Regions from separate parts of the Homo sapiens genome. Here region 1 is linked to region 2. Evidence: read pairs that join two places in POLR2A ChIA-PET (ENCODE). Cell type or tissue: K562. All regions are shown on one strand.

What was found. ChIA-PET counts read pairs that join two places held together with the same protein. Peaks named below come from ENCODE experiments on the same cell type or tissue, not always from the same donor. Only the 100,000 strongest peaks of a DNase experiment are listed, where the experiment ranks them.
Region 1: POLR2A ChIA-PET joins it to region 2 with 5 read pairs; 4 of 35 experiments call an interaction of 5 or more read pairs at or near these places.

What each region holds. Positions count from the first base shown.
Region 1 is chr14:73,638,831-73,641,330 of GRCh38, forward strand. No RefSeq gene overlaps it. Among named protein-coding and RNA genes, the nearest start is that of DNAL1, 4.9 kb to the right of the region's middle. RefSeq lists an enhancer at 577-746. In K562, no CTCF peak of the experiment used is centred here; a DNase peak (open chromatin) is centred at 1,011.
Region 2 is chr14:73,441,499-73,443,998 of GRCh38, forward strand. All of the region lies in intron 1 of NUMB (NUMB endocytic adaptor protein), which reads right to left. Among named protein-coding and RNA genes, the nearest start is that of NUMB, 16 kb to the right of the region's middle. In K562, no CTCF peak of the experiment used is centred here; no DNase peak of the experiment used is centred here.

The sequences.
Region 1 (2,500 bases), 200 kb after region 2:
TTGGGAGTGGGGGCAGCTCAAAGCTCATGCTATTGCTCAGATTGAGTCTTGGAAGATCTTGGAGTTTTTGCAGTTGCACTTAGGGTAAAGGCTAACTAGACAATTAAATTTATTCATTTATTTAAGAGGCAGGGGGAGTTTTGCTCTGTTGCCCAGGCTGGTCTTGAACTCCTGGCCTCAAGCAGTCCTCCCGCCTCACCCTTCCAAAGTGCTAGGATTACAGGAATGTGCAGCCTCACTGGGCTAGACACTTAAATTTAGTTATGCTTCAGAGCAAATCCAGAGACAGACTGAATATTTTTATCAAAAAATGACTGAGATCTGAACTTTTCATGGTCATCTGCAAGCTTTTAAAAGAAATAAAAATGCTAAATTCAAGTTCATCACAGCCCGCAGCTTTGGAACTATCCATATTTCTCTATGTTTGGTTTGTTTGAGCTTTATTTCAAGGTAATTGCTAACCGAAAGCCAGCTTTCAAGCTGCCACTTACCCACCTTTCCCACCTACTCTTCCTGCCACCTTCTGTACCTCCAAAGATCTAAAAAACCGGTGTATGACTATTTGTTTGTTGTATCTGTCCCAGAAGTTTTAGATATGTGTTTCTTTCTTTCTTTCTTTTGAGATAGAGTCTTGCTCTGTTGCCCAGGCTGGAGTGCAGTGGCTTGATCTTGGCTTACTGAAACCTCCACCTCCCGAGTTCAAGTGATTCTCCTGCCTCAGCCTCCCAAGTAGCTGGGATTACAGGTGCCTCCCACCATGCCCAGCTAATTTTTGTATTTTAGTAGAGATGGGGTTTCACCATGTTGGCCAGGCTGTTCTCAAACTCCTGACCTCAAATGATCCACTCACTTCAGCCTCCCAAAGTGTTGGGATTACAGGCGTGAGCCATCGCGCCCAGCCGTTTTAGATATGTTTTGACCAGGGGTGAATACATGCATATAGGCCCCTGGTTTTGTGATGAGGAACAACTGGGTTATGATAATTTTCTCATAATAGTCAGAGGCTAGAGTGAATTCTAGTAGGATGACTCAGAGGCTAGTTGGTGGTGGACTGAAGTCACAGAATATTTTCTGCTGTTAATCAGATTTTGATATGTGTCTAGCTGCACCCTGTTCCAGGATCTTTAGAGAAAGCTGGGAACTCTAAGATATTTGTCTTTAGAATGGCAACTAATTACTGAGAAACACTTGCTTTGATTCTCCAAAGTTCTCTTATCTTGGTGTAATTTTAAAAACTTTCCTTCACACTTTTGTTTAAAATTATATTTTAAAACAGGCAGGTCCTAGGTTCTAGTTGCAAATTGATAATTACACATGTAGACAATGTAATTATCTGAGGGAAAGACAGAGTTTATCCCTTCCACCTTCCACCTTCTCCACCAAAAACTTAATTACAGTTTGTGGGTGAGCTTTAACTTGTTAGAATAATCTTAGATGAAGTTATGAGTTTTTATTCTAAACACTTAAAATGTATAGAATTGAAACATGTTAAAAGTTCTGGTCCTCATTATAATTTAGTTTTAGTTTTGCAGTTGCCATTTGTCTTTACATATTTGAAGGGAAAGGTAACGATATTAATTACTAGACTTTGATTTTGGTTGATCAGTAATCTTGTGCTTACGACTGGTTTGCGGCTGGGCACGGTGGCTCACACCTGTAATCCCAGCACTTTGGGAGGCCGAGGTGGGCAGATCGCTTGAGCTCAGCAGTTCAAAACCAGCCTGGGGATCATGGCAAAACCTCGTCTCTATCAAAAATACAAAAAATTATCCAGGTGTGGTGGCACACTTTTATGGTTCCAGATAATTGAGAGGCTGAGGTGGGAGGATCGCTTGAACCTGGAAGGCCAAGGTTGCAGTGAGCCGCGATTGGTCTACTGCATTCCAGCCTGGGTGATAGAGTGAGACTCTTATCTAAAAAAAAAAAAGTGGTTTGCGAGGCGTCTTGTTGGCAGAGGTTGAAGAGTTGTTGCCCTAATTTATAGTATTATTAAATAGTTTTCCCCAAATTAACATTATTTTTAAAATTGAATACAAGTTTCAAATTATTAACATCAAGAAAAAATACAGGCTTTGGTGAGGTGGTTTAGGCCTGTAATCCCAGCACTTTGGGAGGCTAAGGTGGGTGGTTTGCTTGAGCTCAGGTGTTCAAGACCAGCCTGGACAACATAGCAAGACCCCAGTCTCTACAAAAAAATTTAAAATTTAGCTGGGGGTGATAACACATGCCTACAGTCCTAGCTATTTGGGAGGCTGAGGCAAGGAGGATCGTCTGAGCCTGTGGGGTTGAGGCTACAGTGAGCTGTGATCACACCACTACATGCCAGCCTATCTAGCCTGGGCAACCAAGTGAGACATTGTCTCCAAAAACTGAAAAAAAAGGTGTGTGTGTGTGTGTGTAAACACCACTTCCTGATTTCAGGGGTTTTTGTGTAAGATTTTGTTCTTTATTTTTTGAGTCTGAGTCTCGCTTTTGTCACCCAGGGTGGAGTGCAGTGGCG
Region 2 (2,500 bases):
ACACTCCAGCCTGGGCAACAGAGCAAGACTCCATCTCAAAGAAAAAAAAATTCTACTTTATACTCACTAGAATAGCTCTACTCAAAAAGCAGAGATCAGCCTGAGCTGTGACTCACACCTGTAATCCCAACACTTTGGGAGGCGAGGAGAAAGAAACGCTTGAGGCCAGGAGTTCCAGACCATCCTGGGCAACATAGCAAGACCCCATCTCTACCAAAAAATTTAAAAAATAAAAATTAGCTGGGCATGGTGGTGCAGTCCTAGCTACTAGGGAGGCTGAGGTGGAAGGATAGTTTGAGCCAGGAGTTTGAGGCTGCAGTGAGCTATCATGCCCACTACACTCCAGCTTGGGTGACAGACCAAAATTCTGTCTCAAAACAACAATAAAAAAAATAAAATAAAAGAGGTAATAACAATTGTTGGCGACAATGCAGAAAAACTGGAATTCTCATTCTCACTGCTGGTGAGAATGTAAAATGGTGTAGCTGCTTTAGAAAACCTCAAAAGAGTTACCATATAACCTAGCAATTCCACTACTTATGGGCATATACACAAAAACAATGAAAAGAGACCCGGCACAGTAGCTCACACTTGTAGTCCCAGCACTTTGGGAGGCCGAGGCAGGAGAATAGCTTGAGCCCAGGGGTTCAAGACCAGCCTGGGAAACATAGTGAGAGACCCTGTCTCTGTAAGAAAAAAAAAAGAAAAAAGAAAGAAAAAAAAAAAACGGGCAGGAGTGGTGGTGCATGCCTATGGTCCTAGCTACTCAGAGGCTGAGGTGGGACCATCTCTTGATCCTGGGAGGTTAAAACTGCAGTAAGCAATGATTGCACCACTGCACTCTGGACTGGGCTACAGAGCAAGATCCCATCTCAAAAATAATAATAATAATAAATTGTTTAAATTGTTTTAAAAGGAAAAAAGAAATGAAAACACATGTCCACACAAAAACTTTTATGTGAATGTTCATATTGGCTCTATTTGAATAGCCAAAAACTAGAAATAATCCAATGTCTATCAGCAGAAGAAATTTTTTAAATTGCAATATATCCATATTATGGAATACTACTCAACAATAAAAGGTAATGAAATATTGATACACAAATAACATGGAAAATCTCAAATTAATTAGGCAGAATGAAAGAAGTCAGACAAAAAAATATATGTATATACTACATGATGCTATTTATATAAAATTCTAGAAATTGCAAACTAATCCATAATGACAGACAGCAGATTAGGAGTTGCCTGCGGGAATAGAAAGGGAGAGATGTATTACAAAAGGTAGAAAACTTTTGGAGTGATCAGTATGTTCCTTACCTTAGCTGTAGTGTATACATATGTAAAAACTCATTACACCATTTACTTTTTTTTCTTTTTTTGAGACAGGGTCTGGCTCTGTCGTCCCATCTGGAGTGTAGTGGTGCAATCTCAGCTCACTGCAACCTCTACCTCCTCGGCTCAAGTGATCCTCCTGCCTCAGCCTCCTGAGTAGCTGGGACTACAAGCACATGCCTCCATGACTGGCTAATTTTTGCATTTTTGTAGAGATGGAGTTTCACCATGATGACCAGACTGATATCAAACTCCCAAGCTCAAGCAATCTGCCTTCCTTGGCCTCCCAAAGCACTGTGCTGGGAATACTGGTTTGAGCCACTGCACCCAGCCCTGTTTACCTTAAATACGTGCAGTTTCACCGTACATCAATTGTACCTGAATAAAGCTATTTTTAAAATGCACATGCCATGGTGGGGGAAGAGAACTATACTAGCCTTTCTGAAAATGGTATGTTTGGGTAAGAAAAAAGTAGAAAAAGGATGGGTACAGTGGCTCACGCCTGTAATCCCAGCACTTTGGGAGGCTGAGGCGGGTGGATCACTTGAGGTCAGGAGTTCCAGACCAGCCTGGCCAACATGGTGAAACCCCATCTCTACTAAAATTACAAAATTAGCCAGGCGTGGTGGCGCACGCCTGTAATCCCAGCTAATCAGGAGGCTGAGGCAGGAAAATTGCTTGAACCTGGGAGGCAGAGGTTGCAGTGAGCCGAGACCATGCCATTGCACGCCAGCCTAGGCAACAAGAGCAAAACTCCATCTCAAAAAAAAAAAAAAAAAGTAGAAAAAACAGGCTGAGAGGATTGATCGATTGATGATTGATTCATTCATTCATTGAGCTGGAGTCTTGCTCTGTCTCCCAGGCTGGAGTGCAGTAGCGTGATCTCAGCTCACTGCAACCACTACCTACCGGGTTCAAGCAATTCTCCAGCCACAGCCTCCCGAGTGGCTGGGATTACAGACGCCCACCACCAAGCCCAGCTAATTTCTTTTGTATTTTAGTAGAGACAGGGTTTCACTGTGTTGCCCTCTCGAACTCCTGAGCTCAAGCAATCTGCCCTCCTCCACCTCCCAAAGTATTTATTTATTTTTGAGACAAAGTCTCACTCTGTCCCCCCACGCAGGAGTGCAGTGGCGCAATCTCGGCTCACTGCAACCACCACTTC